Regions from separate parts of the Homo sapiens genome. Here region 1 is linked to region 2. A link is a contact called in ENCODE Hi-C or POLR2A ChIA-PET data. All regions are on one chromosome and are shown on one strand. Each heading gives the region's core, a stretch centred on a gene start or an enhancer-like site at or near the end of the contact. The rest is flanking DNA. Distances are from core to core; before and after follow the strand shown.

The links. Hi-C counts contacts between places; a loop is a spot of excess contacts on that map. ChIA-PET counts read pairs that join two places held with the same protein, here RNA polymerase II (POLR2A). Pooled maps may share reads with other maps.
Region 1: a loop to region 2 is called in a map with no recorded cell type, with 4 times the contacts of the local background. The contact joins the promoter of RNF208 here to the enhancer-like site in region 2. A Hi-C loop is called at or near these places in 1 of 37 single-sample maps with no recorded cell type and 1 of 50 pooled maps. POLR2A ChIA-PET finds 5 or more read pairs at or near these places in 2 of 52 experiments (HEK293T and activated B cell).

The regions. Positions count from the first base shown.
Region 1 is chr9:137,219,994-137,227,174 of GRCh38, reverse strand. It overlaps RNF208 (ring finger protein 208), which reads left to right and starts at 4,935. Exons shown (of 2, transcript NM_031297.7): 1 at 4,935-5,186; 2 at 5,437-6,916. The coding sequence starts at 5,963. The coding sequence ends at 6,748. It overlaps CYSRT1 (cysteine rich tail 1), which reads right to left and starts at 2,001. Exons shown (of 2, transcript NM_199001.5): 1 at 1,942-2,001; 2 at 860-1,561. The coding sequence starts at 1,553. The coding sequence ends at 1,119. RefSeq lists an enhancer at 1-4 and silencers at 3,683-4,032, 4,343-4,392, 5,333-5,382.
Region 2 is chr9:136,699,786-136,707,660 of GRCh38, reverse strand. No RefSeq gene overlaps it. Among named protein-coding and RNA genes, the nearest start is that of DIPK1B, 8.8 kb to the left of the region's middle. RefSeq lists enhancers at 6,242-6,291, 6,332-6,491. Within about 2 kb of position 6,245, at least 3 of the 41 ENCODE cell types and tissues checked have a DNase peak (open chromatin) inside an H3K27ac peak, as active enhancers do.

The DNA.
Region 1 (7,181 bases), core at 3,686-6,185, 520 kb before region 2:
GGCATGGCGTGAGGACCCGTCTGTCCTGCGTGGCCAGCTCGGCTGCCACCTCCTCGCCTTGTCTCTGCCCTGCCCGGAACACCAGGGCGCCCCAAGCTGGCCTCAATGCTCACTCCCTGCCTGGCATCCTGGCTTACAGTGGTGAGGCAGTACCTGCGCAGAGCAGCCTAGCGCCTGGTGCTCAGCCCCAGAGAGGCCCCCACCCTGCTCAGCAGACCAGGAGACGGCCCAGCACCCACGGCCCCAGCCTCCTCCTGCCTCATCCTCAAGGCCTGGTCCAGGCCACCTCCTCCCGGAAGCCCAGGCCCCGAGGCAGGACAGGAGGTGTGCAGGAATTAGATATTTCCTGGGAAACTAGAAAAACATCCCAGCTGAGGTTGGGAGGTGAATCACCAGTGGGCAGGGCGTGGTCCTGGCTGTCTGGGCTCTCCTGTCCCAACCTTCCACTCCCTGAAACCTGCAGCACCTGCTGCACCCACCACCCTCTTGTCGACACGCTCCTTCTCTTGGAGGCCTTTCCTGGGGTCCCCCCAGTTCCATGCGCTGTATCCTCCTGCTGTCCGACCCATGGACTGACCCCAGCTCACAGTCTCAGTCTCGGCCCCAGGGAGCGCAGGTCAGCTCAAATCCAGACCTGGCTCAGCTAGGGCTGTGGACACGCTGCAAGCCCTCGTGCAGTCTCTGGGCAGACCCGGGACTTGCAGGCCAGGGGAAAGTGTGGACGTCATGAGGCAGTGGCATCCCTGTCCTTGCAGTGTCCACAGTGACTGTGTGTGTGTGTTCTCGGGTCCACATAAAGGGGCAGATGCCCTGTGTCCAGCTACAACCCCCTCCCAAAGGAGCCTGCAGCAAAGAAGAATTGCTGGGAGGAAGATCACCCTGCTTTATTGCCTGGGCCTTAAGGTAATCAGGGGTGTCCCTCTCCAGCCAGGACCTGGGATTCCGTTTCAGGAGCTCGGGCTGAACGGCCACCTTCCTGGTGGGTCTGAGCCCCAGTGCCTGGTGTGAAGGGGCAGACGCCCATGACAACAGCCACCCCGCATGTCCCGGCATGTCCCGGCACTGTGTGAGCCACATTTGCTGAAGTCTGGGTCCTGGCCCTGGCAGGGTGGGCTGGGCTAGGAGATGACACAGCAGCAGCAGCTGTGGCAGCGGCAGAAGGGGGGGCAGTGGCAGCAGTGGCAGCAGGGGCAGCAGCAGCAGTGGTGGGCGATGTCATCCCCGCGCCCCGCGGGCGGAGGGCCAGCGTAGGTCAGTCCGGCCTGGCGCTGACTGCTGCTGTAGGGGTTGCCAGGCTGCTGCCAGGCCTGCTGGTTCTGGATGGGGGCAGCCCCCTGGTTACCCTTGGCGCCCTTGGGCCCTGGGACCTCGGTCGGCTGCAAGAGGTGGGTTGGCTCTGGGGCACAGGGCCCCACTGGCAGGGGCTGCATCTCCGAGGATGAGGAACAGGTGGAAGCCACCTCTAACTGCTGCCCCAGGTCAGGCCGCAGGTGAGCCCGGGGGATGCTGATGTGGGCATATGGGTTCTTGACGACCATCTCTTGGGGGTCCATGGTCCAGCCTGCAGGGGTGGGCAGAGAAGACAGACATGAACTCAGTGGAGTGGGATGGCTGCCCACGAGCCTGCGGCCCAGGAAAGCCCCCACCAGGAGCAGCGTGCCTCGTCCAAGCTCAGCATCCCCAAGGCATCAGTGCCGGGGTGCCATCACCTCCAAATGTGTGTGCAAGGCTAGTGTCATGGGTGTGAGCCAAGTGTGAGCAAGCAGCAAGGGCCGGTGTCTCCCAGCTGCCACCCCTGCCAGGGATCCTCCCCCTCCCCTGGTGGCATTGGTCCTGGGATGGAGCTGGGAATGGGGTCGGGGAGGCTGAGAGATGGGAGAGAAGGGGGCTGACCCTGCAGTGCCCCTGAGTTCAGGGCAGTCCCGGCGGCCAAGGGCTTACCTGTGGTGGCAACACGGCAGTCTGTCCTCTCGGTCTTCTGAGCTCTAGGTCCCAGTGCCTGAGTTGAGCGACTGGCAGCCGCCTTTTCCCTCCTTGGGAGGGGCGGGGCCATGGGGCGGGGCTCAGAGATGGGGTTCCCAAGATCCCAAGAGGCCCCAGCAACTGGAGCACGACAGCTGGCCCAGCCCTCGTCCTCAGGTGGGTGGCAGCCCAGGCCTGGGCTCTGAGGGGCACTGCCAAACCAGTGACTCAGCCCCTCACATCCGGGGCATGGCCTGGGCCCTAAAGGGCATCTGCAGCTTGCCTGAGAGGAGGGCAGGAGGTGAGCCTGAGGTCACGGCTCTGGAAAGGAAGTGGGGTGAGGCCCTCAGATTCCCGGGCCTGCAGTCCCCAGCCATTGCTCACACACCTCAAAGCCCCGGCGAGGCAGGGCTTCTAAGCCTCTGAGCCTCTTCTTAGCAGAGACCAAGATGCTTGAGAGCCATTGGCTCTTGGAGGCTTTCTGCTTCTTTTCTGAGATGGAGTCTTGCTCTGTTGCCCAGGCTGGAGTGCAGCTGCGCGATCTCGGCTCACTGCAACCTCTGCCTCCCGGGTTCAAGCGATTCTCCTGCTTCAGCCTCCCGAGTAGCTGGGATTACAGGCAACCACCACCACGCCTGGCTAATTTTTTGTATTTTTAGTAGAAACAGGGTTTCACCATGTTGGCCAGACTGGTCTCCAACTCCTGACCTCAGGTGATCCGCCTGCCTTGGCCTCCCAAAATGCTGGGATTACAGGCGTGAGCCACCGCGCCCGGCCGATTTTTGAGACAGGGTCTCACTCTGCCATCCAGGCTGGGGTGCAGTGGCATGATCTGGCTCACTGCGGCCTCAACCTCCTGGGCTCTAGTGATCCTCCCACCTCAGCCTCTTGAGTAGCTGGAAGGACTACAGGTGCACCACCACGCCGGCTAATTCTTTATAGAGATGTAGGTCTCACTATGTTGCCTAGGCTCATCTCAAACTCCTGGACTGAAGTGATCCGCCTGCCTCCACCTCCCAAAGTGCTGGATTCCAGGCGTGAGCCAGCGTGCCCAGTGGCTTTTCTGCTTTTTTCACTGATAAAAAATGTTTGATTTGCACGTTTTGTCACAGGTCTTATCTTACAATCAGTGACACGGGCTTTAGACACTACTGACATTTTTAGCTCATTTCTCAAACTGCAGTTACCCTCTGGCTGGCGGGCGTGGGGGCCACACGCGCCCCCCCAGCGTCCCCACCTTGGGCCCCCCGCCTCCAGCCGAACCCAGGCTCCATCTGCACCGGCGCAGGCAGGGGTGCAGCGGGCACTGGCGAGTGCCGCGGGGACGACCCACGGCAGTGGGGCCCTTGGGGCCCAGGGGAGCACCAGGAAGGGCGGGTTCCAGTCAGACGTGGCCTGTGTAGGGCCAGTCAGACCGGTCGGGACATGAGTTCAGGCAACCCGGCCCCGATTTGGGGAGAACTGGGTGCTCCTGGGGACCCAAAACTTGAGAGGCCGGCGACGGAAGTCCACTGCGCAGGCGCCGGAAGTCCCGCCCACCTCCCTGCCTGCCACTTGAGTGGCGCCTATGGCGCATGCGCAAACAAGGCAGGAACCGGCCGTGGAAATATTATTGCCCAGAAGCCCACGCGCTCCGGGGTTTCCCGAAAGACCCGGTTCGGATGTGACCAATACTCGGCTTGGGGTTCTCCAGCTCTGAATGGCGGGTCTGAAAAGGCCTGGCCTGGGGGGCGGGGCCTCGTGGCGGGGGCGGGATCTCATCCCCTACGGGGTGGGGTCTCGCTGAGGGGGCGGGGCCTGCGGCCTGGTGCTTCCTCGGGCGCACGCCGGGTCGGTGAGCAGAGTCTGCGGCGGAGCTGGGCTCCCGGCCCTCCCCAGGCCCAGGCTGCCTCAGTTGCCCCACCATCTTGCCAGGGCCCCGTAAGGACCCCTCCAGCAGCGCCCCTGTCACCCGCACACCTCTCCCTATTGCTCTTCTGAGTGACACTCGCCCGAGGCCCCACAGAGGGGCCAAGCCAGACCCTATGCGCAGGGCTGCTCCTCCAGCCTGTTTTGCCCACGCGAGCTCCCGCACCAGCGGCACCGTCCCCTCTGGGCTCAGCACTCTGCAGGCCCTGGGGCTCTGCCTAGAGCAGGTGCGGTCTGGCCAGTCCAGCGGAGAGAGGAGCTGAAGGAGGCCAGGATGTCCAGGGCCAGGTGCGGGGCCAGAGCTGGTCACAGCGTGGCAGCGGAGGCCCTCGAAGCCCTGGTCCCCTGCCTCACGGTGACCAGCAAGCCCGAGGGCTCCACAGGCAGAAGGCGGACCCAGGAGGGCAGGGAAGCCCCGGGTGAGGAAGCGGAGAGGCCCGGGCCTGCGCGCTGGAGTGCCAGGGGCCACCCTGTCCGGGCAGGTGCGGTCCTCAGGGCCGCCTCCACCCCGCACTGGGCTGCCAGCCTGTCCTTCGCGCACTCCCACCGGACCCGTCCGTCCACCGGCCTCGGCCTTCTGATCCGCTCCGCCCGCCCCGCTCTTGCCCCTTAGAGTCACAGCGATCTATCTGAGCTACGGCACCGGGCACAGGCGGAGCTGGAGGACTCGGGGCCTTCCCATGGGGCGGGGGGCCGGGGACGGGGGAAGGCACCGGTGGGCCCTGGAACCAGCTCCCCTGGGATCCTCCGCGCAGGTCCCCTCCCTCTCACTCCAGAGTCCTGAGGCCTCCTACTGTGAGGGAGGAGAACAGCCGGATTCTCCTCCTGAATCTGGGGGGGCGGGGGCTTGACCAGGACCCAGGATCAGCCTGGAGAGAACTGGGGGCGACGCGGGGGTCCTGCCCCCCACGCAGTCCGCGGGCGAGAGCGACGCCGGGAGCGGACCGAGGGGCGGCCGGGAGGCTGGCCCCGCCCCGCGGACCCCGCGCGGGTCCCCAGACGGGGGGTGGCGCTGCGGGCGCGGGCGGGCGCCGCGCGCACTGCGGTCCCCGCGCCTCCGCCGCAGAGCGCGCCACGCTCCGCACGCACCTGCCGCCGTCGCCGCCGTGCCGAAACCCGCGCCCCGCGCCCCACGCCCGCGCCCGCGCCCCTCGGTGCCGCCCGGGCCCCGCCATCGCCTGAGGTCGCTGCGGCCGCCGCCGGAGCCGCCGGAGCCCCCCGAGCTGCCGGGCCGAGGCGCGGGCGCCGCGTCCGGGCCTGCCTTTGAGACAACCTCTGCGGCGGCGGCGCGCGGCCGGGACGCCAGGCTGGGGCAGGTGAGCGCAGGGGGCGGGGGCCGGGGGCGGACTCAGCGCCCCTCCCCACGCGACGGGGGTCGGCCCTCGGGAAGGTGCGTCTGGCCTTGGAGGCGGGGACCGGGGAGGGGGTTGGGTTCTGAGGCCCGCGGAGGTCGGGATCCCACGGCTGAGGTCAGGGTCAGAGGTCGGGCGCCCGGTCCTTTGTGCAGGGCGAGGGCTAGGGTGGGGGTGGCCGGGGCACTGCCCTCATGCCGTCTCTCACCTGCAGCTCAGGCCTGGCCCAGGCCTCGCCTCTGCTCCTGCCGCGGAGCCTGCCGCCCCGGTCCTCCTGCAGCCAGCGCTTCGGCTAGCTGCCTTCCCTGGGCGCCCTGTCCTGGAGCCATGGGGCCCACCCAGCCCCTGCCTGCCCCGATGTCCCGGCCCGCGGCCTGCTGACCTCGGCTGCAGGGGGAGCCCCCCCCGCGCCCCCTCGCCAGCCTCAGCAGCCAGAGACCCTGGGTGAGACCCTGGGCCAGACCCCCAGCCCAGGGCAGCCTCCCACCCCTCCCTGCCCCCGCCTGCCTCCCCCTCCCCCACCCCTTCCTCCTCCTCCCAGGACTGGACCAGAGAAGCCACTGTGGCCACTGGGGGGGGCCCTGCACCCCCAACTCTCGCCGGCTGTCCCTAGGAGTCCACGGGCCGTCCGGGGCCCCCCCCAGGCCTGGCGGGACCAGGATGCTGCCCTGTCACCTGCCCCCCAGCCCCACACAACGCCCCCACCCACCCGAACATCCAGTCTGACTGGAGACAGCCGGATGCCCTCTGACCCCGGGCCCGAGGCGGGCAGTGGCTGGCCGGGCCTCCTCATGTCCTGCCTGAAGGGTCCCCATGTCATCCTCAAGATGGAGGCCATGAAGATTGTCCACCCTGAAAAGTTCCCTGAGCTACCGGCTGCCCCCTGCTTCCCGCCTGCTCCCCGGCCCACCCCAACTCTGGCACCCAAGCGTGCCTGGCCCTCAGACACAGAGATCATTGTCAACCAGGCCTGTGGGGGGGACATGCCTGCCTTGGAAGGGGCACCCCATACCCCGCCACTGCCACGGCGGCCCCGTAAGGGAAGCTCGGAGCTGGGCTTTCCCCGCGTGGCCCCAGAGGATGAGGTCATTGTGAATCAGTACGTGATTCGGCCTGGCCCCTCGGCCTCGGCGGCTTCTTCGGCGGCGGCAGGCGAGCCCCTGGAGTGCCCCACCTGTGGGCACTCCTACAATGTCACCCAGCGGAGGCCCCGCGTGCTGTCCTGCCTGCACTCTGTGTGTGAGCAGTGCCTGCAGATTCTCTACGAGTCCTGCCCCAAGTACAAGTTCATCTCCTGCCCCACCTGCCGCCGTGAGACTGTGCTCTTCACCGACTACGGCCTGGCCGCGCTGGCTGTCAACACGTCCATCCTGAGCCGCCTGCCGCCTGAGGCGCTGACGGCCCCATCCGGGGGTCAGTGGGGGGCTGAGCCCGAGGGCAGCTGCTACCAGACCTTCCGGCAGTACTGTGGGGCCGCGTGCACCTGCCACGTGCGGAACCCACTGTCCGCCTGCTCCATCATGTAGTAGCGCCTGCCTGCCCGCCACTGCCCGCTGAGCCTCGCTCGCTGCTTCTTCAGGGACCCGGCCCTGCCCTGCCGCCCGCTGACCCTTCCTTCCCCACCATGGCTTCCGGCCCCACCCCGAGTGGCATTGTCGCTGCAGCCAACTTTGCCATTAAAACTCTTTGCCAAAGTTTGCACCTGTTCCTGGACTGAAGCTTGCTCCTGTGGGCTGTGCTCAGGCCTGGGCCTAGGGTGGGCACCCAGGGCTGCAACCCAGAGAGGGCCCAGCTTGGAGCTGCCAGAGAGAGGCCCAGCGCTGCTCGGGTTGGGCCTGCCCTGCGCACTGGGGGCCAGGCTGGGCTGTGCATGCAGCTCAGGAGGGCCGGGTGGGCTGTGTCGGTGCAAACCCCCACACGTACAGAGTGGGCTGCTTGTGTGCGCCTGGCAGGACTACC
Region 2 (7,875 bases), core at 4,996-7,495:
CCGGCGTGAGCCACCTCGCCCGACCTGGATTCACTAATTTAAGAAGCCAAGTCGAATGCCCAAATGAAGCACATCCTGTCTCCAACACCCACACAGTCCAATCAAGTGCTGGGTTGTCCTTTTGGGTGAGATGAGGGAGCAAAGAGACAACAGGTTTTCCTTGACTGGCTGAGGCAGTGAGTGCTGTGGACCCACCTCCACCTACCTCATCCCAAGAAACTCCACCTGGTGAGGCAGCCACTGGACGCTGTTGATGTTTTGCCTGCCTCTGTGGACAGGGAGGTATGAGAGTACCCCCGTCTAGTTGTCTAGTTCTAGAGACCCAAGGCTTCTGAGCTGCCAACCTGCAGGACATCATCTGTATCATGGCACCTGTGGACATCAGAAGTCCTAACCTGCCCACAGGTGGCCAGTGGCGGGGCGTGTACGGGGAACACACCTAAGTGTATTGGAGACCTGGCCATGTGAATGCAAGCTGGTCTTGCTCCTCCCCTGCCAGTGGTGTGGCAAAAAGGCATTGGCAGGATCCAAGACAGTGTACCAAGTACCCGGAGCCCACGTGATGGGCTCGGTATGGTCACAGTGTGTAGGACAGCTAGGGCTCTGGGAGCAATGGCTGACTTCTGTTGGTGGTAATCCACTGTCAGCCACCAGCAGCTCTTACCTGCTCCACTGGCCACTCAGGGATGTTGTGTTGCCATATTTCATCTCTTTTTTTTTTTTTTGACACGGAGTGTCACCCAGTGATTGTCACCCAGGCTGGAGTGCAGTGGCGTGATCTCGGCTCACTGCAGCCTCTGCCTCCTGGGTTCACATGATTCTCCTGCCTCAGCCTCGCGAGTAGCTGGAACTATAGGGGCCCGCCACTATGCCCAGCTAATTTTTGTAGTTTTAGTAGAGACTGGGTTTCTCCATGTTGGCCAGGCTGGTCTTGAACTCCTGACCTCAGATGATTCACCCGCCTCGGCTTCCCAAAGTGCTGGGATTAGAAGCTTGAGCCACCACGACCAGCCTTTATTTTTTTGAGGCAGACTCTCACCCTGTTGTCCAGGCTGGAGTGCAGTGGCACGATCTCGGCTCACTGCAACCTCCACCTCCCGGGTTCAAGTGATGGGTTCAAGGGATTCTTATGCCTCAGCCTCCCGAATAGCTGGGACTATAGGTGCCCGCCACCACACCTGGCTAATTTTTTTGTATTTTTAGTAGAGACGGGGTTTCACCATGTTGACCAGGCTGGTCTCTAACTCCTGGTGTCAAGTGATCTACCGGCCTCAGTCTCTCAAAGTGCTGGGATTACAGGCGTGAGCCACCACGCCCAGCCCCATATTTCATCTCTTAGTCCCCCTACTGCCCTTAATCCCTCAATCAAACCTCTGATGCGCCTTTTTCCCTCTGGGATTCTGTACCGCTTCTGGGATTCTGTACCCGCCCTGAAAGCGGGTTGCAGAGAGATTCACACATCCCACTGGCCCTTCTCTGCATTCAGTGCTTGCCAATAGGGAGAGTCCCCTCTGGCACGTACAGGATGGAAGTATGGGGATGAAACACAGCTCCTACGCGGCAACACACACATAGAAGCATCAAAAACAGGGCATCGAATTGGCCCAAAATGCCACACCCACAAGATCACATCAGCCTTCACTCCCCATTTCAAACCGTGCACAAATCCGGTGAGCGGAATCCAGAGAACTTTTCCTTCCACTGGTCCAAACAGGAGAGTGATGTGGGCTACTCATATCCGACAGAGCCATAAAGTTTGAGTTCTTCTTCTCCTCCAAGTTCTCCAGCACACTTGGATGGTGCCCACGGCCTGGGAACCTCTAATCATCTTTCTTCCTAACGTAAGTGGAGGGGGGTGAGAGGTGGAAGGAGGAAGTCCATGAACAAGGTTCTGCGTTTATTTTCAGGCAGCGTGGCAACGGCTCATGACTCAGCCAGGGACTGTTCCATGATTTTCAATCCATCCAATGCTCCGTACCAGGCAGTGAGCTTCTCACAGCTGACCCATCTACTTCAGTTTTGGGAGCCCCATGGCTTAGTAGCCATTGCCATGTTGTTTTCAGCTGGATCTGTGGAGTTTGCACCATTTGGCCAACTCGAGCTTGGTGTCCCAGTGGCAATCTTATTTGAGGATTCTTCCTACTTTAGACAAAATAGATGTAACAGAGTTGATTTGAGCATTAAAGGAGGCATGAATCAGGCAGCACTCAAAGGTGGAAGAGGCTCTGGGAGCTCTGTCTTAGCAGTGTGAGCAGCAGGCTTTTACAGGCTGAATGTGGAAGTGAAGTACGGAAATAACTCAAGGCCAGGCTAGGCACCGTGGCTCACACCTGTAATCCCAGCAGTTTGGGAGGCCGAGGCAGGCAGATCACATGAGGTCAGGAGTTCAAGACCAGCCTGGCCAACATGGTGAAACCCCGTCTTTACTAAAAATACAAAAATTAGCTGGGCATGGTGGTGTGCACCTGTAATCCCAGCTAATCGGGAGGCTGAGGCAGGAGAATCGCTTGAACCCAGGAGGCGGAGGTTGCAGTGAGCCGAGATCACACCACTGCACTCCAGCCTGAGCAACAGAGCATGACTCTGTCTCAAAAAAAAAAAAAAAAAAGAAAAAGAAAAAAAAAAGAAAAGAAATAACTCAAGACCTTTGCCTTATTTGGGTGTGGTCTGATTGGTTGGCTGCCCGTGATTGATTGGTTGAAACCTGGCTATCTGTTAACAAACTACTGAATAAAGTTGTTGTTGGTTAGTGGGAACTCCCAGTACAGAGACGGCCTCAGGCAATGACTGCTCCTTATTTTGCTTTAAACAACTTTAATCTAGCCGGGCAGGGCATGGTGGCTCACGCCTGTAATCCCAGCCTTTTGGGAGGCCGAGGCGGGCAGATCACCTGAGGTCAGGAGTTCCAGACCAGCCTGGCCACCATGGTGAAAGTCCTTCTCTACCAAAAATACAGAAATTAGCCACGCATGGTGGCAGGTGCATGTAGTCCCAGCTACTCGGGAGGCTGAGGCAGAAGAATCGCTTGAACCTGGGAAGCAGGGGTTGCAGTGAGTCAAGATCGTGTCACTGCACTCCAGCCTGGGTGACAAGAGCAAAACTCATCTCAAAATAAATAAATAGATAAATATAAATAAATAAAATTCAGTGGTGCCTCTTCCTCCTGCTCCAGCCACGTAGGACACACCTGTGTCCCCTTCACCTTCTGCCACGATGATGTTTCCTGAGGCCTCCCCAAAAGCAGAAGCCGCTATGCTTTCTGTACAGTCTGAGGAACTGTGGGCCAATTCAACCTCTTTTCTTTCTAAATTACCCAGTCTCAGGTATTTCTTTGTACCCATGTGAGAATGGACTAATATAGATGGTTTTGGGAGGTGGTGCCTTTGGGAGGTGACAAGGTCATAAGGGTGGAGTTCTCATGAATGAGATCAGGGCCTTTATAAAGGAGACCCCTGGCCGGGCACGGGGCCTCAAGCCTGTAATCCCAGCACTTTGGGAGGCCGAGGCAGGTGAATCACCTGAGGTCAGGAGTTCGAGATCGGCCTGGCCAACATGGTGAAACCCCGTCTCTACTAAAAATACAAAAATCAGCCTGGGGTGGTGGCGGGCACCTGTAATCCCAGCTACTCGGGAGGCTGGGGCAGGAGAGTCACTTGAACCCGGGAGGCGGAGGTTGCAGTGAGCCAAGATTGCGCCATTACACTCCAACCTGGGCAACAAGAGCGAAACTCCATCTCAAAAAAAAAAAAGAAGAGACCCCCACCCCGGCTGCCAGGAGACCCCTGACTGCATTCACCACGTGACGTCTATCAGGAGGCGGGCGCTCACCAGACACGGAATCTGCCTGCACCTCGATATTGGACTTTCTGGCCTCCATCACTGTGAGAAATGCATTTCCATTGTTTGTAAGCCACCTGGCTTGTGGTGTTTTGTCAAAGCTGACTAGGACAGTCACTTTCCCTTCACCAGGACTGCAAACCCCGTGTCTCAACTGTGGCTTCCTGTGAGTTTGTCTGTCAGCAAAACCTCCTGAAATGGGCCAGAGCCCCCCTTAGAGCAGCAGGACATGCCACAGACTTCAGAGACCTTTCACTGTGCCCCCAGGACAGATCTAGAGTTGGCTGGAAAGGTGCAGGAGCAGCTGGGCCATGCCTCCTTAATAACACTGGGGGCTCCACCCCCATCTGTCAAGGGAACCAAAGCTCCAAGGACTTCCTAGTTTCTGCCCTCGGTGGGAGTGCAGCTGCGGTCAGGAGACCTACACATCTGTGACTGTCAGAGCGGCAAGACCTTCTGCTCGCAGAGACACATCTTTTCTTTCTCTCTTTCTTTCTTTTGAGACAGAGTCTCGCTCTTGTCGCCCAGATTGGAGTGCTGTGGTGTGATCTCGGCTCACCGCAACCTCCGCCTCCCTGGTTCAAGCAATTCTCCTGCCTCAGCCTCCCGAGTAGCTGGGATTACAGGCATCTGCCACCAGGCCCAGCTAATTTTTTGTAGTTTTAGTAGAGATGGGATTTCACCTTGTTGGCCAGGCTGGTCTCGAACTCCTGACCTCAGGTGATCCACCCGCCTTGGCCTCCCAGAGTGCTGGGGTTACAGGCGTGAGCCACCGCGCCCGGCCCTCTAAATCATTTTTAAGCACACAGTCAGTGACATTAGGTATGTTCACATTGTTGTACAGCCCTCACTGCCATCTGGCTCCAGAACTTTTCCATCTTGTAAAACTATCTTGAACTATACAGGTGCAGTGGCTCACACCTGTAATCCCAGCACTTTGGGAGGCCGAGGCGGGCAGATCACCTGAGGTCAAGAGTTTGAGACCAGCCTGGCCAACATGGTGAAAACCCATCTCTACTAAAAATACAAATATTAGCTGGGTGTGGTGGTGGGCGCCTATAATCCCAGCTACTCGGGAGGCCGAGGCAGGAGAATCGCGGGAACCGGGGAGACGGAGGTTGCAGAGAGCCGAGATCGCGCCATTTTACTCCAGCCTGGGTGACAGAGTGAGACTCCATCTCAAAAAAAAAAAAAAAAAAAAAAAGGCAAAATTGATCTCACTCGAGGTCTTTAACCTAATTACAGCTGTAAAGACCCCATTTCCACAGAAAGTTACATTTACACATTCCAGGGGGACTTATCTTTTGGGGGGCACCATTTAACCCACTGCAGTATCAAAATCAAGGTGCAGGGCAGCACGTGCAGTGTGGTACCATTTTCATTTTTGTCATTTAGCTCTGTGTGTGTGTGTGCACATGGGTGTGTGCCCGCGTGCGTGTGTGTGTGTGTGTGTCAATCTCCCTGTGTTCCTTCCATGTATAGGTGATTGAACCTCTCTTGCTATTTTTTTTTTTTTTATCCGAGACAGAGTTTCACTTTTGTCACCCAGGCTGGAGTGCAGTGGCACGATCTCGGCTCACTGCAACCTCCACCTCCCAGGTTCAAGCAATTCTCCTGCCTCAGCCTCCTGAGTAGCTGGGACTACAGGCGCGCACCACCATGCCCGGCTAATTTTTTGTATTTTTAGTAGAGATGGAGTTTCACCATGTTGGCCAGGCTGGTCTCGAACCCCTGACCTCAGGTGGTCCACCCGCCTTGGCCTCCGAAAGTGCTGGGATTACAGACGTGAGCCACCATATCCAGCCCTCTCTTGCTATTTGCAAAGGTGTAAGTGGGGGGACTGAATCGTGTCCCCACTAAATTCCTTCCTGGAAGCCCTAACCTGCAAGGAGAGGGTATTGACGATGTAGCCTATGGGAGGTGCCTGGGGGTGGATGAGGTCATGAGGGTGGGCCTTAGTAGAAAGGGCACAGGTGCCCTCCCCTTATTCCTTATCCCACCCTCGCGTCAGGACGCAGCAAGAAGGCACTAGAGAAGGGAGGCAGGGCTGAGAACGGGGAAAAGGGCTGGATCCTTAGAGAGGCCAGGGCTGGGAACCTCAGGCGGGTTCCCAGGATCTGCCAGGAAGAGGACCCTCACCAGAGCCGGACCACGGGGCGCCCCCACCCCCAGCCTCCAGACCCGTGGGGAGGAAACGTCTGCTTTGTGAGGATGTCCTGGCCGGCGGAGACAAACCTGAATCCTGCGGGCGCTGGGGCCCCCGGATCCTCCACAGCTGCTCAAAATGAGGGTGACGCAGAGAGACACCACAATAAACTCGAAAGTAGCAGACGGTGAAACCGTCTCCATGCTGTCAACGTGTGAGCAACGTTCAGCGTCCGAGTCACAGGGAACACAGGAGGCCATCCCACCGAGCGGGGCTGTGACTCGTGTTCATAACTGTCATCACCCTAGTACCTGCCGCTCCTCCTGGAGAAAATTCGGATGTCCCAGGTGGGCTGAAGCACACAGGAAGGTGGGGGTGGAGAGACAAGGGAGGCAGGGCTGAGCACAGAGCTGCGTCCTTCGAGAGGCTGGGGCCGGGAACCTCAGGCGGGTTCCTCTAAAACAGCCCTTGTCGCTGTTGTTCATGTCCTTATCACCGACGTCTTGAACGTTCATTGTAAAATATGCAGGTTCATCTGAGGCAGGACAGGCGGTCGAGGAAGTGACCGTGTCCTCGGAACGTGGCAACCGCGGTGACCCCACAGTCAACACAATAAGCCCTAGCGTTGGCACTGTAGTCCCACTCACTCAAGCGCAGCTGTCTCCAGTAGGGGCTTTCCCTGTAGACAGCATGAGCTTTTTTTTTTTTTTTTTGAGGTGGAGTCTCGCTCTGTCTCCCAGGATGGAGTGCAGTGGGGCAACCTTGGCCCAGTGCAACCTCCACCTCCCAGGTTCAAGCGATTCTCGTGCCTCAGCCTCCCGAGTAGCTGGGATTACAGGCACCTGCCAGCACACCTGGCTGATTTTTTTTTTTTTTTTGGAGACACAGTCTTGCTGTATCCTCCAGGCTGCAGTGCAGTGGTGCGATCTCGGCTCACTGCAACCTCCATCTCCCGGGTTCAAGCAATTCTCGTGCCACAGCCTCCCGAGTAGCTGGGATTACAGGCATGTACCACCACGCCCAGCTAACGTTTTATTTTTAGTAGAGATGGGATCTCACTATGCTGTCCAGGCTGGTCTCAAACTCCTGGCCTCAAGTGATCCTCCCCCATCTCGCCTCCCAAAGTGCCGGGATTCCAGGCGTGAGGCCCTGTGCCCGGCCAGAGGAATGAAGTTCTGGCCCAGGCTATGTGGGTGAGTCGTGAAGCTGTCATGCTGAGTGAAAGAATCCAGGCACAAAGGTCCACATGGTCCTGATTCCGCTTCTATGAAATTTCCAGAACGGGCAAATCCACAGACACACGAAGATGAGTGGTTGCCATGGGCTGGGGGAGGGAGCAGTGGGGAGCGAGTGCCTATGGGGAAGGCGTTTCCCTTTGGGGGGATGAAAATGTTCTGGAGGTGATGGTTGCAAAACATTGGAGGCGTTGCAAAAAACTGAAAGTGCTAAATTATACACTTTTTTTTTTTTTTGAGATGGAGTCTCACTCTGTTGCCCAGGCTGGAGTGCAATGGTACCATCTTGGCTCACTGCAACTTCCGCCTCCTGGGTTCACGTGATTCTCCCGCCTCGGCCTCCCAGGTAGCTGGGATTACAGGCATGCGCCACCACACCCAGCTAATTTTTGTATTTTTAGTAGAGACAGTGTTTTACCATGTTGGCCAGGCTGGTCTCGAACTCCTGATCTCAGGTGATCTGCCCACCTCAGCCTCTCAAGGTGTCAGGATTACAGGCATGAGCCACTGTGCCCGGCCAAATTGTACACTTTAGAATAATTTTATGTTACATGAATTTCACTTCAATAAAAAAATATAGGTAAGGGCTGGGTGCGGTGGCTCACGCCTGTAATCACAGCACTTTGGGAGGCTGAAGCGGGCGGATCACTTGAGGTC